Regions from separate parts of the Homo sapiens genome. Here region 2 is linked to region 1. Evidence: chromatin loops called from intact Hi-C (ENCODE). Cell type or tissue: PC-3. All regions are shown on one strand. Links, peaks and the distances in the headings refer to the core of each region. The heading gives the core; the rest is flanking DNA.

Region 1 (15,993 bases), core at 3,543-11,542:
TGATTATTACATGTTAATATGGTTCCTGGCTCATAACTCCCGTTGCCCTTGCTACAGTCTTTGGTTATAATATTGGAGTGCTTTAGACCCCAGAAGCAGGTCTCAGAAAGCAGAATCTTTCTCTCTGACCTTTTCCTGCCTTCCTTTCACCTGCCCAAGGCAGGACTCTAATCTGATTGTAGGTTATAAGACCCTTATTCAGGGAAGGGTCCTCTTACCTTGGAAAAAGGAATGCTGCACAGACAGACCAAGAAGAATCTGAATAGACAGGGCTTGCTGGGTTGCCCCTCTGAGTCTATTAGCATTAGAGCTTACCCTTACTGTCCAGTCATATTTCTACACAGCTGTTCATACTTTGTTGAACCTATGCATAAAAATAGACAGTTTCCCCTGTATCTTTGGGTCTTCATTCTGAAGGCTCCTTGTGAATACACATTAAATAAATAATCTGCCTTTTACAAGTTGATTTTTCAGTGACCCTTCAGAGGTCCAAGGGGAATGCCACCCGTGGCCCCCTTGGCCCCTTCAGTGTGCATGTATTCGAGCCTAGAAATGCCTCTGGAAAAAAATCTGTTAGCAAGTCATTATTTGCGAAGAGATAACTCAATTTACCTTTTTCTGTTATGTTTGGATTTTTGAAATCATGTATTAACTTTATAATATAATTAAATGTAATACTGAAATAAGATCAAATAAAATCAACCAAAATTATAAATAATCTTAAAGAGTTGCACATATATACCTTTTTTTTCTGATCAAAAGAAAGATGTTGAATAAGGAAATACAGTCCCTCTGCAAGTAGTTTAAGAAGTTTTGGCTGGACACGGCGGCTGATGACTGTAATCCCAGCACTTTGGGAGGCCAAGGTGGGCAGATCATGAGGTCAGGAGATCAAGACCATCCTGGCCAACATGGTGAAACCCCATCTCTACTAAAAATACAAAAATTAGCCGGGCATGGAGGTGGGCACCTATAGTCCCAGCTACTCGAGAGGCTGAGGCAGGAGAATTGCCTGAACCCAGGAGGCAGAGGTTGCAATGAGCCGAGATCACACTACTGCATTCCAGCCTGGGTGACAGAGTAAAACTCTGTCAAAGAAAAAAAAAAATTTAGAGCTCCAGCAACACATTTACCAGCTGCCTATCTGGGTCTTTCTAGCCTGTACAATAGGAGCTGCCCTTACACGAAAGCCCCATCTCTTTGAAATCTTTCTGTCTACATTCCTGTTGCTCTCAGAACTTGTACCATATCATCTAAGAATTATAAAATGCCCCTGTAATTTGCTTTCTTCCTGTATTATATTGTTAATATATGCTAGTCTTGTCTCTGAAACACAATTGTAAACTCTCTGAGAGTAGGGATTGTGTCAAATTCTCTGGTACTTACCACAGTTGTTGCCATAGGAGAGGGCATATAGTATTTGCTTAAGAAATACCCTTTGATTGAATGACTGCAGATCTGATAATCAGGATAGGCCATGCTGTGCTCCATTAAGGCAATAACAGCTTCACCTGGAAATTTCAGTGGCTTAACACAGCAAAGGTTTATTTCCCATTTGTGAAAGGTCATTTGAATTGGCAGGGGCTCTTCTCTGTTCAGTGACTAGGTATCCAGGCGTCTTTCACTTCAAGACTGCACTACATCAGCACATGATTTCTAAGTTTGCTGTGTCAGGGAAAGGAAGGCATGAAGGAGATACAGTGACTCTGTTGCAGACGACTTCTGTTCAAATTTTTGTTTCTCAGGAATTAGCCCCATGGGCCCAGCCCAACCACAGGGGCGGCTAAGAAATGTAGGGAAGCACATAGATGTTCAGGAGCACTCATTGTCTGTGCCACACATCTATATTACATCTTCCCGCAAAATAGCTATACTAACGAGTGCTTCATTAGTGTCAGTGGGACACCGGATCATTAAACTTGGCTCGGTTTGTATTAGTAACCAGATGTGCTAGATTTATTCACTCAGCAGGCATTTACTGAGTGCCTCTGTACACCAGGCACTATTCTAGGTCTTGGGAATACAGCAGGGGGAAAAACCATCAAAAATCCTTACACTCACAGAACTAAGTTTTTAGTGGAAGGTGATAAACAACTAACAAATAACATACAAGGTACGTTAGTTGGTGATAAATATTGGAGAAAAATAAAGTAGGGAGGGAAATAGGGAATGTATTGGTGTGAAGAAGGAGGTTAGATTGCAATTTTAAATAGATTGAACCGGGAAAGTGTCACTGAGAAAGTATCACTGGAGCAAAAACCCGGAGGTGAGAGGACCAGTCATTTGGGTGTCAGAGCAAAGAGCATTCCCATAAAAGGGAACACATTCAAAGCCCTCAAAGTGGGGATGGAAGGTGGGTGTGGAGTACTTGGCATGTTTGGTGAATGGCAAAGAAGCAAGTGTGATTGCAGCAGGTGTCCAAGAGGGGCTAGGGGAAGGATTGGGAGTGTGTTGAGTAAAGGTTATGTAGATCATTATAAGCTATTTTGGGTGAATGGCTTCTCCCCCGTAACATATAACACCATTTGGGGGTTTTGTGCAGAAGGGTGACACAATCACTCTGGCTGCTGTGTTGGGGATAGATTTTAGGGTCAAGGGCAAAAGCAGGGAGACTCGTTAGAGGTGATGGCAAATTTTAGGTAAGAGATGATGGTGGCTTGGACCTTTTCTATCCCCCACAAAAGTTGAAGGGCCAAATTTTAGGGGGGAAAATGGATGCACAAATGCAAGATAGTTTTTGCTAATAAGATGTTAGCATACAGACTAATTATAATTTATTATTACCACACATCTCATATTCTCTTGTTTCATTTACTGATTCAACAAGCATCTATGCAATACTACTTCTTCCAGGCCCTCTATTAGGCACTGAGACAACAAATAAGACCTGACTTCTGCTTTTTGGAAACTTATATCATAGTAGGATTATAGAAATTAGCAAGAATATAACATCATATTAACACCCAAAACAACCACAGCAGCAGAAATATAGTCACTATATAATTAAATGATGGAAATAGCCAAAATTTATGAATTATTTACTATGTGCTAGACATACCTATGGATATTATTATGATGATGACAGATGGTTGTTATATTTGTTATATTTTGTTGGCTATTTTTATAGCTGACCATACTGTTATAAAGTTAGAAAACTAGTGACCAAAAACTTAATCTAACTGTCTGAAAGTATTATTTCTCTGCTCTACAATCCAATGTAATCCTTAGTAATGTAGGTAATGGTAATCCTACATTACCAAGGATTTTACCATTGTAGTACCAATCTAAAACCCAGCACAGAAAATACATGTTTTATTTTTTCCAAGTGTTACTAGTACCTCAGCCTTTCTTGATTTGTCAGCTTATTTAAGGCCTCTTCATTGCATACTTCTTTTTTCTTTTAATCATCTGCTTCGAAGGAGACTAAGCTGAAACTGCTGCTCAGCTCCCAAGATGGTGCCACCCAAATTGCATGTGCTTTTCTGCCTCTGCGGCTGCCTGGCTGTGGTTTATCCTTTTGACTGGCAATACATAAATCCTGTTGCCCATATGAAATCATCAGGTAAGAGGTGTATTTGTTCAAGGTCTTGAGCAACTGATCTGTCGCCATACTTCAAGTGGGCCCCAAGAAGTTGCACATCTGCACATCTAAACAAGTCCTATTTAAAGGCTTATGGAGATCCTGTATTCTCCTGGAGTAGGGGAGAGGTTCTCACTTTTTCCTCATTTCAACTGAAATTGAAGAAGCACTTGTGTTCTTCAGTATCAGGACTGCAGGACAGAACCAGGATGGGACATTTTAAGATATACTGGACGCTCAGCTTGCAATCACCACGGAGAACCTCCTTAATGCCACCCCTTCTCTCTCTGACTGCCCTAACGCATGCCCACACAAGCATAGTAATGCAACTGGTCTGGAGTCCACTCCAAGACAGCCTCAAAACCTGCTTCCATGAGGTGAAAAAGAAGCAGGTGTCTTGTTCAACAGGCATACTCCTGGTTAATAGTGGAAAGTCATGTGAGATAACAATTTCAGGTCTTGGGATCCAAAAGGAAACAATCTTTCCTACCTGATAATAGAGAGAAGTAGGGACAAGTAGGTGCTAGGGAGTTCCAGATGAGAATGGATGTGATCACTCATTCTTTCTTGCCTTGTGGTAAGTGGGGAAAGAAAGAGGTGGAAGGCATAGACTAACCCAGGAGGAGTGGCCAAAACGGGACAGCCATCTTTAGACGGCTACATTTAATGTCACTAAGAGAGACCTTAATTGGAAAAAGATTGTTTCTGGAGCTTTGCAAATTCCTGCTCATCCCAGAGGATTGTGATGCATAAACTTCTCTTTCCAGTCTCCTATGGAGAGCAGTGTAGGTGGCTTCTGAATGGTGTCATACTGACTATACCTACAGAGCTGTGCACCTGGATAGTTGTGGGTCACTCTGGATCTAATTGTTCAAGCTTGATGGGTGACTCCTTACGATAGCATTTGCAAAAGAGCTTTCATAATTCAGTACCTTAAATTTTGCCCTACTACATAAGCAGGAAAATGAATGCATTAGGAGAGGTTTTATATCTTATATCTACATTTGCATAGGAAATAGAATAATATCTCACAGGTCCATTCATCCTATAACGCATCAGGAAGTTAAGTCATCAAGGATACACTGGTGACTAAGACAATAAATGTGTAGTCAAATTCAAGGGTCCTGCATCCTAGATGACATTAAGTTCATTTTTCCTACTACCTTTTTCATGGATTGAGAACAGGTAATATCTTAGATGGTGGGAAAATCATCATTCGGGAAACATTTATATCCTTCACTTTTAATTGGTACAGGGTAAAAATTTAAACATTTTTAAAATCCCTTTGTCTTTAAAAATAATTGGAAGGCTGTTGCTGGACTGACAGAAACTTGAGGACAGGGACGTTGCTTTATCTTTATAGTCCCAGCATTGAGCCCAATGCAATGCCCATTCTAAATGTTCAAAAATGAATGCAGGCCGGGCATGGTGGCTCGTGCCTGTAATCTGAGCACTTTGGGAGGCCGAGGTGGGTGGATCACTTGAGGTCAGGAGTTCGAGACCAGCCTGGCCAACATGGTGAAACCCCGTCTATATTAAAAAAAAAAATACATAAAATTAGCTGGGTGTGGTGGTGCACACCTGTAGTCCTAGCTACTTGGGAGACTGAGGCAGGAGAATTGCTTGAACCCAGAAGAAGGAGGTTGCAGTAAGCTGAGATTGCACCACTGCACTCCAGCCTGGGCTACAGAGCGAGACTCTGTCTCAAAACAAACAAAAAAAGAATGCATATATATTGGTTTAAAGTATTAGAAACAGTTTATTAAATAAGATTAAAATAATAGGTGATTCTTTATAATTTCTTACTAAATGAATACACAGAAAATATGGCTATGCAGGTTAAAAGGTTTGTAGGAATGGGCTAGAGATATCCTCTTTACTAATGGAGGACATAAAGCCATATAAGAGTGTAATTGTCCTAGCATGTATACAGTTCATCTCCAAACCCAAGACTGAACATCAGGAATATTTGACAAATGAAAACCACCAAAAATATGTAATAAAATTAATAGCATGCCATAGGTTCCAATCCTCCTATTAAAATAAAGTTGAAGAAAACTAAGAAGAGACATTTATAAATTCTGAACCACAAAACTGTGTGAGTGGTCATTTGATCTGATGAGTCTCCTCCTTCCACTTCCTTAATGATGACTCCTGACAGATGGTTAGAGAATGGGAAATCCAGGCCCATAACCGGGTCAGCTGTAGGCTATGGAGCCTGTTCCACAGCCACCCCCAGGCACCCTGGCACTGGTGCATAGGACCCCATAGACCTATACCAAAACCTGGATCAGCCTGATGATTCCTGAGGTCTTCTCAGAGGTCAGGTGTCCTGGAACAGGCAGACCTCACCTTGACCTGAATGCTCCTGAATGCTGAGTGAGGAAACTTCCCAGGGAGAACAGGTGTTGGACAACCAGGGCACTCCTAACTTATTGGAAAATGTTCCCCTGTCCTTTGGAATTGAGATCTCACAAGCGGAGGCTTGTGTTGGGTGAAACCCTCCCATGCCTCCAGAACTGAGCCTCCAATTCTAGAGGTAGTGTCTCCAACAGCAGCTGTGGCCCTGGGGCTCCTTAGCGAGTTGTGTGAGCCAGAGGTCTCCCTGCAGCAAGCCCTGCACAGGCACACCATGCCTGCCTAGGGGTGGGGTTGCAGTAGCACCAGGCTGCTTACCACAGAAGAAGAAGCAGGTGTCCCTACCTTAAGGTCCTCCTCCTTGGGACTTCACATCTCCCTGTTACACCAGAAGCATGGCTCAGTAGATACTCTTTTAATGGAAGAAGAGCCTTTTGTAATTCAAAATAGACCCTGAAAGTTCACCTTGCAGGTAAAGTTTAAAAAAAAAGTTTCTGGGGTTTGAATCTACCTGGGGAGAGGTTAGACCTGCTAAAACTTCCCTAAGGACTCAGCACAGATTTACCTAGCAAGAGTAAATGGACTCTGGGGAAGGAGTAAACAGCATTATTTGTCTACCCCTTATGTGTCATGTTTTGTACTAAGAACTTGACCTACATTCTCACCTCATCTTTACAACTGTACTGTGGGCTGGTCAAGTGCTTTTATGTCATTTTACGAATGTGGATCAGAGAGGGGAGCAACTAGGCCAGAGGATTATAGCTTGTAAGAGGTACACCTGAAATCTGAAATAGAACCATGTCCCTCCAATTCACAGGGTTTGTTCATCTCCATCCCCTCTCCCCTTGCCTTTCTTGAAACTACCTCCTACCATTTGACCATGGATTGCTGACCTGTGTGTCAGGCAGGTGGTCTGGAACTTCAGCCCAGTGTCTCTTAAACTTTAATGGGCACTCCTTTTCTGATTGAGTGGAATTGTGGTGAAGTCCAGGAGCCTGCATTTCCAAGCTCCAGCTGGTGCCAGTGATGCTGGTCCATGGATCAGCTTTGAGTAGCTGAGCCTTATGTATTGAAAGGCTTCATCATGGGCAGGTGTTTCACACATGAGTCACCAGTGTGGAGGCTGTAAATTGGTTTCTTCCCATGACTCAAAACTTTTCTGGGCAATGTTCCATGGTATTGATGCAGACGCTTTATCTAACATAGCTCTTGATAGCTGGCTAGCAGAGAGTAATCAACTCCCACCATCCAATGGAAGGAATGGGTGGACAAGCTGAATATGTCAAGAAAAGTGAGAGTCTGAATACACTGATATTTTGTAATTAAATATGGATTTGATTGAGGTTTAGAAAGGAGAACGGATGAAGCTGCTGGTGTGTGGAAGATTGCACCAGAGAGAGAAAAGTAGTTTTAGGAGTGGATGAGTAAAATACTGCATGTGATAAAGGGTTTAAAGGAAAACAAGAGAGACCAGTGGCCATTCAAGTTAACTGAGCTTATTTTCACAAGTATTTGTTGAGCATTGACTATGTGCCAGACACTGTGTTAAGAGGATGCAAAGACATGGATATGGCTCTGAAGAAAGAGCCTAGTGTAGCATGCAGACACATAAGTTTAATATGTGACAGGAAGAATGATTACATGTGTGTATACACACATGCACATAGAATCTATGTAATATTGAGGATGAAATGATTAAGTCTGTCTGGGAAATCAGGGAAGGTTTCAGAGAAGACAGGACATCTGACCAAGGTATTAAAGTGTGAATGGGAGTTTGCTAAGGGGATTTAAGCATAGGCAGTAGCATTTACAAAGGTGCAGTGGCATCAACCAGCCCAGTGTGTTGCTCAGGAGTACTGTAGCACAAGGAAGGGGTATAACTTAAGGGGAAGAAGAAGAGGAAGAGTATGAGGCAATGGGCCTCCAGTGGAGGGTTTCTTTGCAGTGCCCAGAAACTTGGGATTTAACTTGTGCACCTGTGAACCTCAGTATGTTTCAACCCCAGAGCACTGGAAGGATAGGCCACATTTTTGCAAGTAGCAGAGTATTGGCTTAGGAAAGCATGTGTAGATTTAAATTCCTCCTACAAACTGCCTTCCAAAAAGATTACAATACATTCCTCCTTCAAGGAAAGAACACTTGCTGATAGGGAGGCATTGAAGGATTTTAAGAATTGTCTGGTGTGATTTGTGCTTTAAATCCCTCCAGGAGCTGTGTAAAGGATGCATTTGAAGGGGTCAAGATCCAACGTGGGTAGAACAGTTAGGAGAGAGAGCAACAGTCTGGTCAAGAGACAGTGAGGGCATAAATGAGACAGTTGAGCTAGAGGGTCAGCGATATATTGTGGAGATCATTCTAAGCTAAAAACTAATGTTAGCAATAGAGGTTTGGGGCTGGGCGTGGTGGTTCACGCCTGTAAACCCAGCACTTTGGGAGGCTGAGGTGGGCGGATCACGAGGTCAGGAGATCAAGACCATTCTGGCCAACGTGGTGAAACCCCGTCTCTACTAAAAATACAAAAATTAGCTGGGCATGGTGGCACATGCCTACACCTGTAATCCCAGCTACTCAGGAGGCTGAGGCAGGAGAATCACTTGAACCAGGGAGTCGGAGGTTGCAGTGAGCCAAGATTGCACCACTGCACTCCAGCCTGGCAACACGGTGAGACTCTGTCTCAAAAAAAAAAAAAAAGAAAAAGAAAAAAGAAAGAAAATAGAGGCTCCGTTGAATGTAGGGTGGTTGGTGAGAAAGAGGTAGGAGAATAGGATGATTCCCAGGTTTCTGGCTTGTGGTGCAGGAGATGAGGAGTTCTTGAGTTGCAGGCTGTGTGGTTGGAAAGTGAGAAGGGAGAGTTGAAAGATGATCATTTAGTTTCATTTTGGAAACTAGTTTCATTTTGACATTCTTATGGGAAGGACATCAGGTAGAGATGCTCAAGGAGAAGTTATAGGCACAAATCTGAAATGTGAAATAAAGTTCATGTTTAGGAAAAACAGATTTGTGAAGTCATCTTTAATTTACTCTGGATAGAAGTAGAATGAGAGGGCAAGGCTGCAAACATTAGGAGGTAACAGTCCAAGGCAGCTTGAGAGAAAGGCTATGTCTACTTTCATCTCTTTACCCTCCAAAACCCCTACACAGTGTTTCAAACAGAGCAGACCCTCAATAATTGCATATCTTACTTGTTAGGTTGAGAAAGAAAGAAGGCCAGAAACTATGGGAAGTAACTTGATTCCGTTGGAATTCTTTTGCATAATAAAATCTGATATGTAATGGATGACAAATGAGATAATATTTACCTGTTTTTCAGCATGGGTCAACAAAATACAAGTACTGATGGCTGCTGCAAGCTTTGGCCAAACTAAAATCCCCCGGGGAAATGGGCCTTATTCCGTTGGTTGTACAGACTTAATGTTTGATCACACTAATAAGGTAATGCTTTGATTTATACAACTTATCCTGATACTCTAATATTGTCTGTCGCTATGGACCACTAGAAGGTGTTCAAATGTGACCTTGCCCTCACCTGAGAATGACTCATTTTGCAATTTGTATTGTTTCATATGAAGGCTTTTACTAGTTTGGCCATTCCTCAATTCTTTGTTATTGTCTGATTAATTTCTCTATAAACCTTATTTTTCACTTCCTTAATACCTGAAGCCAGGCTGCTTGTATTTTCCTTTCACTGAGATAGAATATTGTTTTTCTGTTTCTCTTTCATGACTATCTTCAATCACCACAGCAGCCTAAAAAGTTCTTTAGACCTTTTTGTGAACACAGAGGTATTTGAGTCCCCACTAATTAAATATGCAAAATAGCTGCTGGAATATGTTTGAGACACAACTTCTCTAAAAGTGCATTAATTTCTTTCTTAACAGGGCACCTTCTTGCGTTTATATTATCCATCCCAAGATAATGATCGCCTTGACACCCTTTGGATCCCAAATAAAGAATATTTTTGGGGTCTTAGCAAATTTCTTGGAACACACTGGCTTATGGGCAACATTTTGAGGTTACTCTTTGGTAAGATTTCTGTTGATCCTTCTTTGTAGGCTCTTGCATGTATGAAAACCTTGAAAACAACAAGAACTTCAAGTAGTTAAGACCAAAGTAGATTTTTCTTCAGTCCAAATAGCTCCTAAAATGATAAGGAAAGTATTTCTTTAAAGCCCAGGCAACTACGACAGAATCAAGGTTCTCATTTTGTCCATTCTGAGTTGGATGGGAGTGGCCGAGAGTATCAGACTGACTCTGACATCTTTCTGTGGCTGCTCTTTAGTTTTCATCTGACATACCATGGAGAAGGCAATACCGTGGTGAGAATAGCAGGTTATTTGGTGTGGCCACTATCCCGCATGCTCTGTGCTAAAGTTAGACAAAAAGAGAAAGAAAGTAGAAGCCATCAAACTCTCCAGATCCAAAACAAAGGAGTCAAAGCTAATGCCTTTCTTGTCATACATGAAGAGACTCTACTCTCATTCCCATCACCTACCCCCATCGCTAAGACAATCTGATGTGTATTCTTCACTTACTGTCTACATTCTGCTAATATAGACTTTTCCTTCCTTATCTGTTTGACTAGACACTACTGTTGGACTGATGTTAACTGTGTCTTCACATTTACCCCTCAAAACGATCTACAAATTTTGGGATTCATCTTAAACATCGGCTTTTAATTTTCTTAAAAACCACTTATAACAGACATGAAAATAGCATAACTCTGCATATTTATGTTGCAAAATAATTTATAAATCACTTCCATAGCAATCATCACATTCAGTCTTTATGACTGCATCTGCATTTTATAGATGAGAAAATGAAACACAAATGATTGCTGATAATAATGGTGACAATAAAAATTGAGAAGTGAAAGAAGACAATATTTCCATTTTTTGAGCCCCTTACTATGTGATGGATTGCACCACTGCTTTACATATATTACCTAATTAAATAAAATTCTCACAAAAACCCTATGAAAGAGATATCATTTTCTGAAGTTTACAGAAGAGGAATCTGAAGTACAGAAAGTTTAAGGAACTTGCCCAAGATCCATAGTTAGGAAGTGGCAGAGCTGCATCCATGACTCAGTATGAAGTCAGTGGTTTCTCTACCTTTTCCTGCATGATTATGACCAAATCATAATGAACAGAGTCTCTGTTTCTTAGATTCTGGCTCTTAGTGTAATGTATCCAAGGTTTTATGGGTAGTTTGGTTTCAGAACATTCCCTTTAAAATTTTTCCAAAACCTGGGAATGGCAGTAAGTAGCAGCCTTTATGAATACACCTATAAGTGGGAAAATCTCTCACCTTAAGTCCAGAGCTGTCAGTAAGAACTCATCGTTAATGATCCTATGGTCTGAGGAAAGAACTTACGCCGGGTGCGGTGGCTCACGCCTGTAATCCCAGCACTTTGGGAGGCTGAGGCAGGTGGATCACCTGAGGTCGGGAGTTCACGACCAGCCTGACCAACATGGAGAAACCCCATCTCTACTAAAAATATAAAATTAGCCAGGCGTGGTGGCGCATGCTTGTAATCTCAGCTAATCGGGAGGCTGAGGCAGGAGAATCGCTTGAACCCGGGAGGCAGAGTTTGCAGTGAGCCGAGATTGTGCCATTGCACTCCAGCCTGGGCAACAAGAGCAAAACTCCATCTCAAAAAAAAAAAAAAAACTTACAGTTCAGCTCTTTGGTTGGTGGGTATCTAGTAGCAGTCTTTTTAATGAATCTACTATTCATCCATAAAAAAGTAGATATAAATCAGATGGGTCTGCATTTTATGCTAATGAGATATGAATTAAATTCACTAGCAACACTCAGAGAAAACCTTAACTATAACCTTCCATTGTTGTCTAGGTTCAATGACAACTCCTGCAAACTGGAATTCCCCTCTGAGGCCTGGTGAAAAATATCCACTTGTTGTTTTTTCTCATGGTCTTGGGGCATTCAGGTAATGTTTGAGAGGTTGAACAATTTTGGCTTCCAGGAATAAATGACAATTTTTTTATTCAAGAAAGAAATAGCAGAGTTTGGAATGTCATGCAGGCCCTTGTCTGGAGGAGTTGGGTTTCCTCAATAATTGGCTGTGGGTCTATTGATCAGTCCTAGACCTGTCTGGTCAAGTAGTTTTTTCCCTACTATCAGCTCATTGGGATTAGCCTCACAGCAGAGAAGAAAGGGTGTTGCATTTTCTATAGTTGTCCTTCATTATTGTAATATTTACACTCTTAAAATTATCCTCTGTAAAGTTTAGAACTTTTGAGAAACCAATTTTAGATTAGCTGGGAAAGACTGTTATTAAGAGAAATATCTGTGAAGGCAAGAGAAGGAGCAGGAAAAGATGGGGAGAACCTTTGGACCATGACACAGGTTGGACACCTGAAAAGGTGATGGGGAAGGGAGAAGGATTGGATAAGAAGAGCTTCAGAATGAAGCATGGTTCTAAGAAATATTGAGCCAGGCCAATGGAAGGAGTGCTGGACTATATTTGCTTATCAAGAGTCCTGTATCTCATAGGAATGGGCTAATGTTAGTACCCATGCTGTGCCAAGTCTCTGGGAGCAGCTCACTGGATGCTTAGCTTCCACTTGACCATGGTGATGGATACAGAGGGGCAGGAGCTGGATAGGGTCTTTAGTAAGCTATGCAGTCTGTAGCATGATAGCTGAGTGGCACATTTTCATAACAACAACCACCCTCTTCACTTTCTTCCACCACTTTCTCACCTGTCACCCCTCTTCTACTTCAAGGGATTGTAAAACTCAGAAAATAAGAGAGATGGCTTTTAGCTGGGAAGAAGTTGGGTAGCACTTGCAATAAAGAATTCTCTTCAGCACTGTAAATGTAGTTCAGCTAGCTATTTGATTTCTCCTACATTAGTGACTGGCAAATTAGAACCCAAGGGCCAAATCCAGCCCACTGCCTATTTCTATAAAGTTTTATTAGAACACAGCCACACCCATTCATTTTTGTACACTGTCTATGGCTACTTTTGTCCTACAACAGCAGAGTTCAGTAGTGGTGACAAAGACTATGGCCCACAAACCTGGAAATATTTACTCTCTGGCCTTCAACAGAAAAAGTTTGCTAATCCCTGTGCTATATCATTCCCCCCTCTTGAAAAGGTCCTGTATCTTCAGCAATAAATAAATAGTTTCTAGCTACCTCCTTTTTATTCTCTGTGGACATTTCCTATTGAATGCATGGTATGAGGAAAAGGTTGTGCAAATGAAGCTGTGGAAGAGGGCATAAATGCAGTGCTTAGCACATGATTTTTCAACTATTTCACCCAGTCCAATCATTTAAATAATAGCTAACATGTGTTAAGTATTTACCTGTTTCTAATATAAGTACTGAAAATGTATTAATTCAATTGATCCTCACTGATGAGGTAGCATACTATTATAGTGTCACCATTTTATAGATAAGGAACCAAGGCAGCAAAAATATTGTGACTTATTAAAGGTACACAGCTAACAAGTGGTAGAACCAGGGTTCAAACTCAGTGGTCAGACTGCAGGTCTCATTCTTGTAACTACAATACTGTACTGCTTTCCTATATACATTATCTTAGCAAAACCTTACAACTACCCTAAAACAAATGCTTTACTCTTAGGCCCATTTTACAGGTGAGGACAAAAATGCAGTAATTACCTAAAATCATATAGCTGGGAAGTGGCAGAGCCAAGATTAAAAACCCAAAACTCTCAAAGGCAATATTTATAATCACTGCCCTGGGTTTTCTCAACTTTAGTAGTCTTGACATTTTGGACCAGATAATCTCTTGTTGTGAAGGGTTGCCCTGTGCATTGTAGGATGCTTGACAGCATCCCTTTACCCACTAGACACCAGAAATACCCTCGCCCACATTCATGATAATGAAAATACCTCCAGACATTGTCAAATATCCCCTAAGGAACAAAATCACCCTCCTTTAAGAACCGTAGCTCTCCACTCCACCCCAGGGCACTACTACAGGGGTGTAATGGCCTCCATGTTCCCAGTTTTATTAGTGGACTCAGCCTTGTAATCATGACTGGTAGTTGTAATTCTTCCCTCTTTTTGTTTTGAAGGACACTTTATTCTGCTATTGGCATTGACCTGGCATCTCATGGGTTTATAGTTGCTGCTGTAGAACACAGGTATGTTACCTGATATAATTGGGCTCTTTGGCCAACTACAGGGAATGTCAATGCTCATAACTATGTTTCTAATTTTCATAAAAGTTTATTTAAAATGTTGATGGAACTTTCAAGTATGGTAACATCATGAGCAAAAAAGGAGATTGAGTTTATCGACTTAAAAGACTTAAAAGCACCTAACATTTCTAGAGTGTTTATTGCCTGCCATGTCCTATGCGAAATGTTTTTAATACGCCATTTCATTCAGTCTTCATAACAATCCTATGAGATGGTTATTATTATTATTGTTGTTGTTTTAAGGAAGAGGAATATAGAGGTGATAAAGGGTAATTTGCCCAAAGTCACACAACTAGTAAGTGGCAGTGCCGGGATTTGATTCCTGAGACTGAGTTTCAACATGGCTAACATTGCCTCCCAGAATTAGGAAGATAGAATGGATTGAGTTTACCTGCAACTTGATGATAGACAATAAGGTTTTTTTCCTGGAACTCTTTTACAGTCTTCTTTAATTTAAGAGAAAATATAGAGTGGAAGAAGAAAGGGAAGTCAAAAGATCAGAGGAAGTTGAGTCAAGGATGGAACTGAGAAACATGGGTCAGATGAGGAAGGGAAGGAGCATGCATAAATAATAATTTTGCTTGTATTATAGAGATAGATCTGCATCTGCAACTTACTATTTCAAGGACCAATCTGCTGCAGAAATAGGGGACAAGTCTTGGCTCTACCTTAGAACCCTGAAACAAGAGGAGGAGACACATATACGAAATGAGCAGGTACATTGCAGTGAAAGGAGAGGTGGTTGGTGACCTAAAAGCATGTACAAAAGGATGACATTTGTTAATTTAATTTTACACCTGGCAAGTTATGCTCCTAGCTCTCCTATTTCCCATTCCCAAAAGATCTGTCAATAGATTCCTGGAGCAGTAAAATTCCCTTAATGGAATATCTAGTTCATAGTAAAAACAAAGGCAAATACAAAAATTTGGGAGATGACAGTGAATATTCAGAATTCCCTTGAATTAAAACTTCTAATTTTAGAATCTAAAAAGTGCTAGAAAATAAATTAATAGATTCTTCCTCACAGACAATATAAAAAGACTACTTTTCAGAGAGGCAGTATACAATAGAATTAAGAGTATGGGCCTTAGAACCCAACTTTCTATGTTTGAATCCTGGCTCCACCACTTAATTTTGTTATAGAATAATGAATAGAAACATTATTTGTCTTACAGAGCTATTAGGGCAGTTAAGTTAAGTGAAGCATATTGGCTTCCTCTTTATAGTGGGTGTTTTACATGTGTTATTATGTTTGAGTCCACCCACATTTCCTTTAGGTAGGAATTATTATACAATCAATGGAAACTCAGAGAGGTTAAGTAAATCGTCTGAAGTCACATAGTAGGTAAGCAACAGAGCCAGGATTTGGACTAAGCTATACCTATGTGCAAAGCTGGGGCCTGTGTCATTATGGTAGCAAGTAATAGTCACTAATCAGATTTCCAGTTTATAACTGACCAACGATTTTTCCCAAATACAGCTTCTACCTAAACTTTAAAATAAGTGTTATAACTTTTTACTTTGTCATTTCCTTCTTCTAATAATTATATTAGGTACGGCAAAGAGCAAAAGAATGTTCCCAAGCTCTCAGTCTGATTCTTGACATTGATCATGGAAAGCCAGTGAAGAATGCATTAGATTTAAAGTTTGATATGGAACAACTGAAGGTAAGCTATAAAAAGTAATTTTTCTCTTGTCCTACAGTTCTTTATTGTTTTTTGTCATTTAATTTTCTGCTATATTGCAAGGTACAATATGATAAAGGGCTGCAACCAGCCCCCTCCCCAATGCGCACACACAGACACACAAAGCAGTACAGGTAAAGTATTGCAGCAATGAAGAATGCATTATCTTGGACTA
Region 2 (15,993 bases), core at 3,320-11,319, 580 kb before region 1:
AAGAAGCATGGATTTAGCATCTGTTTGGCTTCTAGTAAGGCCTCAGGAAGCTTTTAGTCATGGCAGAACGGAAGGGCGGCTGGTGTGTCACATGGTGAGAGAGGGAGCAAGAGAGAGGGAAGGAAGTGCTAGGCTCTTTAAGCAACCAGCTCTGGTAGGAATTAACAGAGAACTCAGTTATCACCAATGGGACAATGCCAAGCCGTTCATGACAGATCCACCTCATGACCCAAACACCTCCCGTAAGACTCCACCTCCAACATTGTGGATCACATGTCAGCATGAGATTTGGAGAGGACATACATCCTAACTATATCATGATTCAATCTTTGCTATTCTTTTATGTGTAGAAGTCCATGACTCCTCTCTCCTCTTGGGTTTAAACCTTGCAGACCTGGTCAAGGAAAAATAACAAAATAGACAAGGTTTGTGTGTGTTTCCTCATTTGAAAAGCTCAGGGCTAATATTGTTTTTCAGCTTCTCAAAGACAATATGCTCTTCATCATTGTGTTTCTGGCTCAATGTCCTGACACATAACAGTTAAGGAATAAATGATTAATGAGTTTCAGAAGGATCTTGATTTAAACTAACTGTTCATTCATTCTAGTCAAGTTAGAGGGTAGTTGGAGCTAGCATTACATCTCAGTACTTTGAACAACAACTGAAGGATAGATGAGTTATTAAGAAAGAACAATTTAAACTTATGTAAGTTGTCAGACTAGAAGAACCTAGTGGGTGTAGAATTCTCTTTATGTGTCATTTCAATTCAATTCCCTTTGTTTATAGTATTTATGTATAGTTAAAACTAATGTGTATGTACCTGCTTGTGTTCTGCTTTTCTTAGTGCAGCTATTTTCTGTTATCTTACAGAGATATATTTATATTTTATCCGTTTAATAAAATTTATGGGGCATCTATTAAATGTCAGGCATTGCTAGACTTTGGGTATATGATATGAAAAACTATTCATGGGCTTTCCTTCTTGGACGTCGTAAAAGGGGTGATGCTTAATGAGAACCAGCCTTTTAAAGAACAGAAGGAAGAGTATGCCAGGAGGAAGGAACAGTATGTGGGATGGCCCAGAGGGAGGAAACAGCCTACATGTTCAGAGAATAGAAAGATTACGGTGGTTGCTGCTCAGTGAATGGGGACAACGGATCGAGCTTGAAAAGGCAGGCAGGGGCCATATCATACAGGATCCTTTAAGGGATCAGGACATCACTCAGAGTGCAGTGGGAAGCAGGGTAATACTATGACTTGAATGCAATTAAAAAAAATAAAAACTCACTGGCAGCTCTGTGGAGAATGGATTAGAGAAGGGGAGCATAGAAGCTGGAGGCCAGTTAGCACATTTTACAGTAATTCAGGGCAGAGATGATGGTGCTAGAGCAGTGACAATGAAGATGGGGATTACTAGATAGAAATTTTGGAGAGATTTGCTGATGGCGAGATAGGAAGGAGCAGGTGATATTGAAAGCAGTGATCAAGGTTGATTCCTAGGTTCCCACATTGAGCAGTCTATGGTGGTCTGATTACTTTGAAAGGGAAGGCTTGGGGAGCAGTGGGTGAAACTGAGAGGCCTTAAGTTTGGATGCGTGTTGAGTAATTTTGAGGTGCCTGTGATTCACGTCAGTTCAAGCCTTTATGGCTGCCACTTTTTAATAGCTCTATCCCCTCCAGTCGGCACTGTGTTGAGCCATTCTATTGTTGTTGGATGCTTGGCTTGCTGTCTCTTTGGTCTTCCACTGCAAGCAGCACTAATGAAGTTGTCTCTGTATAAACCAATTGCTCTTTTTCCTTTTTGGTTGTTTCCCCAAGGTGTGTTCCTCAAAGTGGAATTGCTGGGTCAAAGGAAATAAATGAACAGTTTTATGGCTTTTGCTGCACATTGCCAGATTGTAGTCCAGAAGAACTGAATTTGCCAGACTGTAGTCCAGAAGAACTGAATTAATTTAGAATGCCACCAGCCACCTATAAATGTGCTTTCTAGCCCACAAGCCTGCCAATATTGGAGTTTATAATTTTAATTTATTTATGCTGCTTTAATATAGATATGTCAGGGTCCTTGGGTGCAAATTTGAATTTCAATAGCTCCTAGGGATATCAAACATTTATCCATAGGATGATCACCTTTGTAATTATGTACTCATGTAGCCCTCTGTCATAACTATTGAGAAGGAGTTATGTTAGCCACATTTGCATGAATTCTTTATATACATTTTTAGTTTTATTTTACATTCTACTTGTAATATTATTATATTTAATAACATAAAAGTTGAGATTTATGTTTTTATTTTTGAGACAGAGTCTCGCTCTGTCCCCCAGGCTGGTGTGTAGGTGGCGTGATCTCAGCTCACTGCAACCTCTTCCTCCCAGGTTCAAGCGATTTTCCTCCCTCAGCCTCCTGAGTAGCTGGGATTACAGCGTGCACCACCCTGCCTGGCTAATTTTTGTATTTTTAGTAGAGGCGGGGTTTCACCATGTTGGCCATGTTGGCTGGTCTCAAACTCCTGACCTCAAGTGATCCTCCTGCCTCGGCCTCCCAAAGTGTTGGGATTACAGGTGTGAGCCACTGCACCCAGCCGAGATTTATATTTTTAAACCTTTTTCTTTGTGTCTGAGAATATTTTGTGTCTGAAAATATTTTCATTTTGTTGGTGCTGTTCATTTTAACAGAAATTGATCTCTTTGCAATGAACTATTCTGATAACTTTGAATTTTCTATGTGATGTTTTAAATATTGGGTTTGTTGACTTTTCGGACTTTAGTGTCATATTTGTGGTAAGAACTACATTAGTATGTTCTGCAAGATAGTAATACTCATTGCATGAGTAAAGCGTTTTATGGTCAAATATGTTTGCGGAGTGCTAGGTTCAACTAAGTCACCATTTCTGGCAGCTGTCCTGCAGGGCCTGCTGGAGCCCTCAGTAGGTTAATATTGATTGTGCCTTTCTGAGAGAAGATTCTAATCAGGAGCACTTTCTAAACTTTTAGACCAGGGGCTGGTAAACTTTGTCTGTGAAAGGCCAGATAGTATATATCTTCAGCTTTATGGGTCATGTGGTTTCTGCTCTAACTACTTAATTCTGTGTTTGAATGGTGAGAGCAGCCCTAGGCAATACCTAAGAGGTTGGGTGTGGCTGTGTTCCAATAAAGCTTTATTTGTGGACACTACAATTTGATTGTCATATAATTGTTATATGTCACAAAATATGATTATTTGTTTGATTTTTTAAAAACTATTTAAAATGTAAAAACCATTCTTAGCTTGTGAGCAATACAGAAACAGGCAGGTGCTGGAGCTTACTCACTCTTTTTAAATTTTTATTTATTTATTTTAATTTGGGACAGGGTCTTGCTCTGTCACCCAGGCTGTAGTTCAGTCATGTGATCGCAGCTCACTGTAGCCTCAACCTCCTGGGCTCGAGTGATCCTCCTACCTCACTCAGCCTCCTGAGTAGCTGGAACACCACTATACCTGATTCCTTTTTTTTTTTTTTTTTTTTTTAATTTTTTGTAGTGACAGGGTCTGCCTATGTTGCCAGACTGGTCTCAAGCTCCTGGGCTCAAGCAATCCTCTCTCCTTGCCCTCCCATGCTCACTCTTTTAAGACCGTAGAATCATTAATATCTCATGGGACTAGATCAGGGAAACTCACTGTGGGAAATGCTTACTTAAATTCTGCCCTAGTTATCTAATGTACTTATTAATAGTAAATCCCTTCTGCTCTCTTGTGTTTTCTCATTTGCTATATACCAAGTTTTTATTTTAAATGTTTTGAAAATGCTAGTGGGCCCATGTTTCTCTTTTAACTCTTTACTGTGCAGTCTGTATTTTTTGTTTCTTTGTTTGCTCTAAGTCCGGGATGGTTTGTTTCAGGATTATAGCTTTTAAAAATCTGAAGTCTTTGATACACTTCTCAGGAATTGAATACTTGCATTTTAATTGGGGTGTTTTAAAAGATTGTCTTGGCCAGGTGCGGTGGCTTACATCTGTGATGCCAGCATTTTGGGAGGCCGAGGCAGGCGGATCACTTGAGGCCAGGAGTTCAAGACCAGCCTGGTCAATATGGTGAAGTCCCGTCTCTACTAAAAATATAAAAGTTAGCTGGATATGGTGGCACACGCCTGTAATCCCAGCTACTGGGGAGGCTGAGGCACTCGAATTGCATGAACCCAGGAGGGAGAAGTTGCAGTGAGCCCAGATCGTGCCACTGCAATCCAGCCTGGGTGACAGAGCGAGACTTCGTCTCAAAAAACTCAAAAAAAAAAAAAAAAAAAAAGTAAAAAGAGAAAGGATTTTCCATCACTCGTTAGAAAATTTGAAAAATAAAAGTAAAAAACTAAAAGATTGTTAAAATATAGTACATTGTTAAGTTGGCGGGAGTGATAATTAAGATAACATTTATGGAATGCTTACTATGTGTCAGACACGTTTTGCCTGCTTTATCTGTATTAACAATTAATTCTCAAAACAGTCTTTGAAGAGTAGGTATTGCTAATTAACTCCTTTATACTAATGAGGAGGCAGAGACACAGAAGTGAGCCATTTGCCAAGGCCACCCAGAATTAAGGATTAAAAAAAACCAACGTGTTTTTCTACTTGCACACAAGGCTCAACACAACACCTTTGACACCAAATTCTCCAGCAGACATCAACTGAGTGCCCTCTAGTTCAATTCAGTTCTGACCTATCTACCCGGAAGTAGTGTCGGATCCCACAGTTTAAAGACTCAGTCACAGGGGACTGCCCCCAATATCTGATGTCAAGCATAAGCCGCAGGTTATTTTGCCTGTGCTTCGGCCTGACCGACTGTAAATCAAGGTTCCCACAACCCCTTCCTCAGGTTTTATTAATCTGCAAGAGCGGCTCACAGAACTCAGGGAAACACTTTACTTACTCAGCCTCCTGAGTAGCTGGGACTACAGGCGTGTACCACCACACCCAGCCCCAGTTTCTTGATAAAAGATATAATAAAGGATACAAATGAACAGCCAGATGGAGGAAATGCATAGGGCAAGGTGTGTGGGAAGGGGCATGGAGCTTCCATGCCCATCCCCATCCTCCAGGAATCTCCAGGTGTTCAGCTGTCCAGAAGCTCTCCAAACCCCAGTCCTTTTGGGCTTTTATGGAGACTTCATTACTTAGACATGATTGATTATATCACTGGCCATTGGTGATCAGCTCAACGTTCAGCCCTTCTCCCCTTCCCTGAGGTTGGAGGTGGGGTTGAAAGTCCCAACCCTTCCATCATACCTTGGTCTTTCTTATGACCAGCCCCTATCCAGAAGCTACCTAGCAGCCCCCAGCCGACAATCATCTCATTAGCATACAAAAGACACTATTGTGGCTGGAGATTTTAAGGTTTTAGGAATTGTGCACCAGAAACCAGGGACAGAGACCAAATATATATATTTATTATATCACAGTATCACACCTAGCTAGCACCTGGTAGATCTGGGCTGCTCGGCACACTATAGACTAAAATATTAATAGGTTTTGTTTATGCGTGCTTTTATGCTGGAGTTGCTGCACTGGCCAGAGTCATTGGTTTTGCCTTGGTTCACATGCTTTTCTTTAAATCCTTAGTGAGCACAGAGTAACATTCCTTCTGCATCTTTCCTCCTGTCTTTCATGGAATGCCAATTCACTTACTGCTTAGTGACTAAATAAATGGGTAGCCTACTCTTGGCTTCTTCATGTATGCAGAAGTCTTAGAAATAGTTATTTCTAAGGACACGGAAGGAGATGAGGTTCTGTGGCCCCAGGACTGAGTGCTGCTGAGTGTACACGCTCCTGCATTGCAGGTTCCAGGGAAAACAGCACCTGAGTTAAGTCTCACATGGCTTTTCCTTTTTCCAGTGTCCCCTGAGCTTGCCTCCTTCCAGTCCTGCAGTCAGCACATTCTAGCCTTGGCATCCTCTATATTCACCAGCTTTAAAAATGGTCCCTGCTTTTGCCTTAGCAACAGAAGACTTTTTTTTTTTTAAATCAGAGAGGATAGTAGGAAATGCAAGAGTTGACCAACATAACTGGGAACAGTTCTGTCTGTGATTTGTGGAAGCTCTGTCCTTGAAGCTTTCCTCTTTGTGCATTCCTTTTTCCCTGCTTCAAATCTACAGAATTCTAAACAGCCAGTGTCTTGATATTACACATTTAATGTGATGCTCAAAATAAAATGATCAGAAATTCTGGAAGGTCCATCTCTGCCTGGGTTTTGCCTTTAGATCATCTGTTATCATGTTTTAGATTCACCATCTCAGGAATAACTTGGTTGCATTATCATCTCTACGGTAACGGGCTTCCTCTTCAAAATATTAGTTTTATGCAGCATTGAAAAATTCTACAACAAACTCATAGGCAGTCTCTCTGCCTGCCCTTTATGAATAGAAAAAAAGTTTATTTCCGCCTTGACTTTGCTCATTTTCCGCTAAAAATTAGAATTTGATAGGGAACAAGAATGACAAAAATACGTTGTTTGAAGGATGAGGTCATGGAGTAAGAATTGTTAAGGAATAAATAGGCATCAACATTCTGACATGTCTTTGCAAATCTGAGTGCTTCTTGTCCTTAGTCAGGCCCATCTCTGTGTCCGAGAATAGAAGTGACAACAAGAGAGGTGTGGTGTGGCTCACCAGGGTGAATGCTGAGACCCAGGGAGTTTTTACTGTTGGTTATTTAGAGCTACCTCCTCCCTCTTTTGAAATTTGTGTTGTTCTGGGTTTACCTTTTAATCATTCAGTAGGCATTTATAGTGCTTATAAATCCTGTACAGTTTGGGATATTTGCCACATTTATCCATTGTTGGTGAAATAAATGTCTTGGATAAATGAAATTTTCCACATAACTAAAGTTTAAACTAGGATGGTGCATAGATAAGTTCTGGAGGATAATCTTATTATGCTGCTTATAATTCTAATCACCAAGTTAGTATCATCTTTTTTTAAAGAAATAAGAGGGGAGGCTGGGCACAGTGGCTCATGCCTATAATTCCAGCACTTTTGAGGTCTGAGGTGGCAGGAATGCTTGAGGCCAGGAGTTTGAGATCAGCCTGGGCAACATAGTGAGAACCCCTGGCCCCCCTCAAAAAAAAAAGAAAGAAATGAGGAGGGAATTTTTTAACTCTTTGATACATTTGCTTGTCACCTTAAGCACCCTGCAGAGTGTAATTCTTGTAAGCCATTTGTAGTTCTGTTAAAACAGAGTGATGTCCTCAGGGTCTTTGGAGATGAAATGAAGTATCTGCCCTTGTACTGAAGGGTATAAGGCCAGACTGCTTTATCTCTTGAGTTATTGTGGCTACATTGTGGAGGCTTTGGGTTTTCTCCTGCTCGCTTTTAAACCTGTGCGCAGCCGGGCGCGTTGGCTCACGCCTGTAATCCCAGCACTTTGGAAGGCTGAGGCAGGCGGATCACGAGGTCAGGAGATGGAGACCATCCTGGCCAACATGGTGAAACCCTGTCTCTACTAAAATACAAAAAATTAGCCGGGCATGGTGGCGTGCCCCTGTAGTCCCAGCTACTCAGGAGGCTGAGGCAGGGGAATTGCTTGAACCCAGGAGGCGGAGGTTGCAGTGAGCTGAGATCATACCACTGCACCCCAGCCTGGCGACAGAGCAAGACTCCATCTCAAAACAAAACAAAACAAAACAAAAAACCTGTGCACTCATCTTTAGCAACCTCCTCTACCACCACTTCTAATATGTTGGTTCTAATTATTTATGGTCTGTAAGTCCATTCATTCATTTATTCAACTAACACTTGTCAGACATTACCATGAGTTGGGTCCTTGAGGGCATGGATAGCACCAGTAAGTGAAATAGACCTGATCCTTGTCCACATGGAGCTTGTGATCCACAGGGGAAGACATGCTAAACAGAAAAATGGGTAAATACAGTATTGTGGTAGCCATACTGGGGGAAAAAATGGGAATGAGGGGATCTTGTGAAACCTGTTTTTATTAGTGGAGAGGTGGTCAGGGATGGCATTCCAGAGAAAGTCCTATCTTTGTTAAAGACTTTGCCTTTCATCCTAAGTCATGTGGGAAGTGATTGAGAGTTTTAAGCAGAGGATGAAAGGATGAGATTTGGAGTGTGAGTTGGAGTGGGTGTCAAGAAAGGAAGCCAATATCTCAGTACTCGTTGCTAAACTTTCAGAGGTCTGACGATTCTTGTGAGTGAGCTTCTGCTCTCTGTATTTTTTGACATTTCTTTTGACTGCCCTGTGCAGGTGTTGACAGACTTTCTCTGTAAAAGGCTGGATAGTATATTATCCAGCATGTAGTATATATAGTGTATTCTATAAAGGGCTGGATAATATTTTAAGTTTGCAGGCCATAAGGTGTCTTTTGGAACTATCCAACTCTGCCGCTGTAGCATGAAAGCAGCCATAGTCAATACCTACATGAAGGGCTGAATTCCAATAAACGTGTTTATAAAAACAATTGGAATGTGGGATTTAGTTTGCTGACCCCTGGCTTGGAGAATGCTTTGCTTCTTATTCCCACGATCTTCATTATTGAGGTAGTTGTGCAAGGGAGGAAATGCAATCTATGTGGTCGTCCCTGGCCTTGAGCTGCTTATAATCATTATGGGAAGATAAGTATATACACTTAAGTGGCCATCAGCAAACATCACAAGACAATATGTAATTAGGCACCAATATGATGAACAGAAACAGGAAATATGATGAAGAGTTCACTCATCTACTTGGAATCTGGGTGTCTGGGAATAGTTTTAAAGGCTTTACAGGGAAGGTGGAGCTTGACAGAAATAATTGTAAACACTTAGAGGGTTAGAGGTGAACACAACCTAGTCCAACTTGCAAATTTTAGTGATGCAGTGTTAGAAGATGAACAAAAGCAAATCACAGAACGCTATGTATGGACAGTCCCCTTTGGATATGTAAGACAAAACAAAACAAAAATCAATGGGAACAGCCAATTTAAGGTGTGCATGCATATATGTATGTATTATGTGTGAATGCTCAGAAAAGGGTCTGGAAAGATGTGCACCAAAATTCACAGTGAGTCTCTCTGGGAATGAGTGGATTTGAGCAGAGACTTAAATGTTTTACTTTATAGTTCCTAATTGTTAGAATTATTACATGAATGTTTATTTTCATCATAAAAAATACTAATTAATACAGGGCAACATTAAAACAATTAAAAGTACCAGATTGGTTAAGAGGCTGAGAGAGTGGTGCAGAAGTGCGATTGGGCAGTCTCCAAAATGTGTCTCAGAATCAGAGAAGATTAGAGCCCTTAGTTCAGGGTGTCCAAAACTTGGATGGGCATCAGAATCACTTGGAAAGCTTAAAAATAAAATGAACCAAAGCTAAAACCAAATAAATTCCTGGCCCCACTGCAGACCCACAGTGATCCAGATGATGGGGCTGGGGTGTGATTTTTTTTTTTTAAAGCTTCCCAGGTAATTTTGATGCTGCCTTTGAGACCCGAGGCTTTGGTGAGCCTCCGATCTAGTTTATCCAACTCTGTACAAGTGAAGGAATTAAGGATCTTGACCAGGTAGGACTCGGCGTCAGATATTCTGGCTCCCACTCTCTTGCACTTTTCAATGACTGTGTCCCCTGATTCAGGTGTTTTCCTAGCATTAGCTTTGGGTGGCATCTCACCTTGTTGTTGTGTTATACAGAAACTATTCTTAAATGCCACTTTTGAATGGGGTCCACCTCACCCCCATTACTCATTGTTTCACTCCCAGATCATCACTGGGAATGATTTCTACAGTGTTTTAATTTTCTTAGAAATCAGAGGGCTGCCACCAGGCGAGTGGGAAAAGCCCTAGTTTTAGATCATGAGTTGACTAAAAGGCCCTAGGAAAATGGATTTTCTCAGGTGCCATCTGAGTCTCTGTAAAGAGAAAGGGATGTTGCCAACTCTTCCTCTCAGCAGGGTTTCACTCAGGCGAAAGAGGCCATGGAGCAGTCCCTCCAGCTTTGTAGCACAGATTGGGTTAACTGTTTACTTCAGAATTGGAAGAGGCCTTCGAAGTCCCTCTAGTTCAGTGATTTTCAGACTTGTTTTAGGAAAAATCCCTCCTGCAAATGAATTCTTACTTGGAAAGCCATTAGCAAATTGGTAAAGTGGAGATGCTTGGTTTAGGCAGAGATGGGGGGCTTGGAGCCTACCTCCCATCCCTCCCTGGTCCAAGGAGCATCCTGAGAGCTGTGTTCTGTCCAGTGCTCTCTTAAGTCCTATTTGAAAACCACTGATTTCTTCCTCTTTCCCCTTCTGTAAGTAATCATTCACCAAATTCAGCTGACCTGAGCCCTCAAATCTGTCACCGTCTCTCCATTTCCGCATCCGCCACCCTAGTCTGAGTCACCACCACCTTCCATGTTGGTTTTTCACCCTCTAACTGGGTTTTCTTGTCTACTCTCCCGCATACCCCTTTCACCCTCTGCTCTGAAGCAGACAGCTTTTTGATTCACAGGTGCAATTATATGCCTTCTCCCCCAACCTATCATGTAAACATTTAATGACTTCTCATTGCATTTTGAATTAAGATCAGCACATGGAGACTCTTCAGATGTAACTGTGGCCACTCTGTTGCATCTTGAGATAGAGCCACAAGCTTTTTAGTTCCTGTGCTGAGCTTCCTTCTGCTTCACACTTTTGATCTGGTGTTCCCTCTGCCTAACCCTCTTTCACTGCTTCTTGCCTGGAGTTAATTTCTGCCTCTCCATCCTTAAGAGTGGTGACAAAATGTTTCTCTAACTTCCCTGAGCTAGGAAGCACCTGTTCAATTCCCTCTCATAGGATTCTGTATTTCTCTTTCTCAGCAGTGATTTCAATTCTAATTGAGTAATTACTGGTGTATTCTTTTTTTGTTCATCCCAGCCTAGAATGTAAACTTCATAAGGGCTGGAATAGAGTTCTCAAGATTCTATCCTCAGCCCATGGCATGCTGTCTTGCACACACCTATTAGGTCTTCAATAATTATTTGTCCAGTGAATTCATAGTGTCTAGTTTTTGCTAAATCTCATTTCTAGTGTTCAGCCTGGGCCCGACTGTGGAGGGATCATTGTTTGTTGGCTCTGCTTGCGGGAGCTGGAATTGTCTCTTGTTGTATGAGGTAATTTAAAGGTCCTTTTTTAGAGACACATTGTCTAAAGTGGGTTACCCAGTATGAAACAGTTTAAACAGGGCCGAGTTTTGCTTTAATTAGAAACTTGATCTGTTATTCCAAATGAACAAAGAGCTCTAAAATCCACTTACAGTCTGAGAAAGAGTGTTGGGGCTGTGGGGTTTGGAGGTGGGTTTTATGTATAGCTAGGAAAACCTTTTTTGGTTTTACTTTAGATTTAGAAGTGCATATTTCGGGGGAAGTATAGAAAGCTGTAGGAAGCCTACCCCAACTCCACACCCAAATCCACACATACTTGCTATTCATGACCTCCTGTGCTCATTCTGCAGAGCCACCCTTGTGAGTGTGTGTGTGGGTGTGTCTGACTGCCCATCCTCCCACACAGGTAGGGAGGCTGACTTAGATCACACAGCACATCAGAGTGATATTCATCGCCGACCACCGCTCCCTGCCCAGATCTTGGGTTCAGTTCTCTTCTTTCTTAATTGAAGTGTAACAACCTGCCACTTGGGTTACTAATACAGCTTTCAAACTTTCAGAACACTGTAGCTGTCTAAAACTGCTTTTGCATGTAGACATGCCACGAAGTACAGAGCAGAGCCACTTTTGCAACCTCTTGGGTTGGGTGTTTAGTAGGGAGATAGGGTCTAATCCTGTCGTTGATACTCTTTTGTTTCTTTTTCTTTTTTTTGAGATGGAGTCTCACTCTGTCGCCCAGGGTGGAGTAAAGTGGCGCAATCTCGGCTCACTGCAACCTCCGCCTCCCAGGCTCAAGCAATTCTCCCACCTCTGCCTCCCAAGTAGCTGGGATTACAGGCATGCTCCACCACATCTGGCTAATTTTTGTATTTTTAGTAGAGACGGGATTTCACCATGTTGACCAAGCTGGTCTTGAACTCCTGACCTCAAATGACCTGCCCACCTTGGCCTTCCAAAGTTCTGGGATTACAGGCATGAGCCACCGTGCCCGGCTGGTATTCTTGACAAATGTAACTTGGGTTCCACAGGATGGGTCCTTTTATCCAGTGCATCCGCTGTGCTCAGAAAAAGGTGTCTGAGGCTTATTTTCAAATAGAAGGAACAAGAAAATGAAAGGTAAAGTCAGAAGGGATAAGGGAAGACATTACAGAATTTATCATCAAGCAGGAGGTTTTTTCCAGGTTCTAAGATGAGGTTAAGTTTCTTAACAAAAGAATCAACAACTGTCCTTTTTTTGTTGGGGGAGGGTCTCGACAGAAAAAATGAATATACCCTCATAAGCTGAAAATTTGTTTTCTGTATTGTTATTTAACTAGATAGGCAGCTCTGGGACAGGGGAAGGGACTTCAGGGAAATACTTTTGATTCAAATAGTTAAATTTTGGGGTAGGAGAGAATTGAACCTTGAATTAAGTGTCAAGGTGCTAAAAAGACAGAAACTCTGATCACTGTGAAAAAAATTCTTGATTTATTCTCTTAGTCACTGGTATAGCAGCCAATTTAGAAGGAATTTGCCCTGCTGAGTAGCTGGTAGTTTGAGGCAGCCATTATTTCCTTGACACATAAACTTTGTGCATTTCATAAAGGATAGTGAAAACTGTTGGAACTTTTCAATATTCATTAATGCAGAAAAACTTTCTCTTAATATTCTTATTCTCCCCCAGTCTCTTCTCAGAAGGACCTCAGGATTTAGTCCCATGAATATAATTTCCTTTCCCCTAAGTGCCTGTTGATTCCCTCTTGCTGGGTCTAGCTTTGTGCTTCCTCTCCTGGGTGGCTGCAGGCCCATGCTTTCGTAGCTATGGTCTTCAAAGGCTGAGCAAACAGGGTGTGAATCTGAAAGCATCAACTCTGTTGTTTAAAGCACATTACAAAAATGCCAAGGGCCCGCCTCTGTTTTGACAAATAAATAAAAGTTTAGCTTCATGTAGGCAAAGCGTCTGAAAAAATCAGGCCATGACTGTCAGGTAATGCCAAGCAGGCAATCTGGTGCATGGAACTGGCAGCTTGAATGCATGCCTTCCTGGTTCCCAGTTGCCTTGTCCTAGCATCATGAAATGGCAGCTTAACATTGGGGTTGGGGAAAGGAAGAGAACTATTCAGCAAGTTATTTTCTTTTTCTTTTTTTTTTTTATGTTTGTTTCTACCGCTTTATTTTTATTTATTTATTTACTTAGAGACACTAAAAAGGGTATACAGATTTTATGTGTACAGCTCAACGATCTGTGACAAAGCAAACACACTCCAGTAACCAGCATCCAGATCAAGTTACGGAGCGTTGCCAACACCCTAGAACTCACCCCTCATGCCCTCCTCTAATCACTGTACCTTCTCTCCACTCTCCAAAGCAGTGTAACACAGAGATTAGCTCTGTTTTCAAACAAGCAGTTGGAATGATACAATGTGTACATTTTGTGCCTGACTTCCTTTACTCAACATTACGTTTGTAAGATTTATCCATGTTACTATGTGGAGCTGTATTAGTTCATTTTCATTGTTGTATAATGCATTATATGACCAAATGACAATTATTTATCCTTTCTGCCAACAAACGTGTGCTGTTTCCACCTTGGGAATGTTTTAAATAGTTTTGCTATAAGCGTTGTTGCATACCTTCTGGTGCACATATATACACATTTCCATTAGGCATGTGTGTATATACTAGGAGTAGGATTTCTGGGTCATAGCGTATACATTTTCAACTTCTGTAAAGAGTACCAACCAGCTTTCAAAGTGTGTGTTGCAATTTATGCCTTTATCAGAAATGTATGAGAATTCCAGTTGCTTCTCATACTCACCAAGACTTAATTTTATCAGATAGTCTTTTTAACTTTAGCCATTCTGGAGTATATAGTACTATTTCAATATGGTTTTAATATGCATTTCCTTAATTAATAATGAAGTTTTACGTTTTTGTCCTTTATTGGCTATTTGAATATTCACTTTTATAAAATGCCTGCTCAAGTTTTTCACCCATTTTTATCTTGTGTTGATTTTCTAGGAGTCCTTTACATATTCTGTCCACAACCCCTTTGTCAGTTATAAGAGTAGCATACATGACTTGAGCCACAAAATATGTGTATAAATTTGAAATGTAAATTTCAACTGATTTCTTACAGGTTTAGTTACCATTTCAGTTTTATAGTATAGAACTAAGCTAAACAAAGTATTTTACAAATCTGTGATAAATAATTCTTAAATAGAAAGAGTACATTTTTTATTAAAATACATCTTCTAAAGACAAGAACAGGGCAAGTTTTTTTTTTAATTAGCTCCCTTATCCTTAAATGAATAAAATACCCAATGTTAAAAAGTCAGCAAGTTATTTTCCTGTTGCATTTGGATTTTGACTAGTATACAATTTTTCTTTTCTTTTTTTTTTTTTTTTTTTTTTTTTTTGAGAAAGAGTTTCACTCTTGTCACCCAGGCTGGAGTGCAATGGTTTGATCTTGGCTCATTGCAACCTCCACCTCCTGGGTTCAAGCGATTATCATGCCTCAGTCTCCTGAGTAGCTGGGATTACAGGCATGCACCACCAAGCCTAGTTAATTTCTTATTTTTCGTAGAGATGGGGTTTTACCATGTCAGCCAGGCTGGTCTCGAACACCTGACCTCAGGTGATCTGCGTGCCTTAGCCTCTAAAAATGCAGGTGTGCAAAAATTACAGATGTGATGTAAGGCAAATTTTGCAAATTGCAAATTTTGCAAATGCAAAAATTACAGGTGTGAGCCAGTGCGCCCAGCCATATATAACATTTTAAATCTCAGCTACAAAGTGTTTTCACATACATATTCTCAACTGATTTTTATAATCAATTTGAGATGCATTGTCAGTTTCATTTTACAAATGGAAAAAAAGGAAGCTGAGGCAAAGGTCAGGCAGTGAAACCAAAGCATCACAGCCAGTAGATCAAGCTGTAGGGTGGGATCCAAGTCTTCGTTTCTCTCGTTCTACTGTGTTGCAGCATGCTGTCAAGAGGATGCAGTCCTGGTCGGATCTTTAACAGGAATGATGATGGTGGTGCTGGAATTGTTGGCCCTTTTTCTGCTCTGCTCCTATGTAACATCTTCTTGGTTTTTGTTCCTTTCCCTCCCCTTCTGTTTCTTTCAGCTTGGATTCCTTAGCACCACCACAGCTCAGCCAGAACAGAAGGCCTCGAATCTCATTGGCACATACCGCCATGTTGACCGTGCCACCGGCCAGGTGCTAACCTGTGACAAGTGTCCAGCAGGAACCTATGTCTCTGAGCATTGTACCAACACAAGCCTGCGCGTCTGCAGCAGTTGCCCTGTGGGGACCTTTACCAGGCATGAGAATGGCATAGAGAAATGCCATGACTGTAGTCAGCCATGCCCATGGCCAATGATTGAGAAATTACCTTGTGCTGCCTTGACTGACCGAGAATGCACTTGCCCACCTGGCATGTTCCAGTCTAACGCTACCTGTGCCCCCCATACGGTGTGTCCTGTGGGTTGGGGTGTGCGGAAGAAAGGGACAGAGACTGAGGATGTGCGGTGTAAGCAGTGTGCTCGGGGTACCTTCTCAGATGTGCCTTCTAGTGTGATGAAATGCAAAGCATACACAGACTGTCTGAGTCAGAACCTGGTGGTGATCAAGCCGGGGACCAAGGAGACAGACAACGTCTGTGGCACACTCCCGTCCTTCTCCAGCTCCACCTCACCTTCCCCTGGCACAGCCATCTTTCCACGCCCTGAGCACATGGAAACCCATGAAGTCCCTTCCTCCACTTATGTTCCCAAAGGTAACTTAACCTCATGAATTATTTATTTGAGGAAGGCTTTGAGCCCAGTGGAGGTACCAAGAGTGGGCTTATACCAAAGATGTTTTCTCCATTTCGTGTATTCCAAAGTCACCCCTTGGAGAGAGGCCTTCATATGGTGGCTAA

Evidence for each region. Hi-C counts contacts between places; a loop is a spot of excess contacts. Peaks named below come from ENCODE experiments on the same cell type or tissue, not always from the same donor. Only the 100,000 strongest peaks of a DNase experiment are listed, where the experiment ranks them.
Region 2: it touches region 1 in a loop (4-fold over the local background); 3 of 110 quality-filtered maps call a loop at or near these places.

Annotation. Positions count from the first base shown.
Region 1 is chr6:46,710,352-46,726,344 of GRCh38, reverse strand. PLA2G7 (phospholipase A2 group VII) reads left to right here. Exons shown (of 12, transcript NM_005084.4): 2 at 3,420-3,562; 3 at 9,249-9,370; 4 at 9,817-9,961; 5 at 11,792-11,885; 6 at 14,008-14,076; 7 at 14,726-14,849; 8 at 15,687-15,800. The coding sequence starts at 3,454. Among named protein-coding and RNA genes, the nearest start is that of PLA2G7, 17 kb to the left of the region's middle. In PC-3, for the core only: no CTCF peak of the experiment used is centred there; DNase peaks (open chromatin) are centred at 7,064 and 11,034; H3K4me3 peaks cover 560 bases; H3K27ac peaks cover 6,824 bases.
Region 2 is chr6:47,285,800-47,301,792 of GRCh38, reverse strand. TNFRSF21 (TNF receptor superfamily member 21) reads left to right here. Exons shown (of 6, transcript NM_014452.5): 2 at 15,198-15,849. Among named protein-coding and RNA genes, the nearest start is that of TNFRSF21, 16 kb to the left of the region's middle. RefSeq lists an enhancer at 15,359-15,993. In PC-3, for the core only: no CTCF peak of the experiment used is centred there; no DNase peak of the experiment used is centred there; H3K27ac peaks cover 1,371 bases.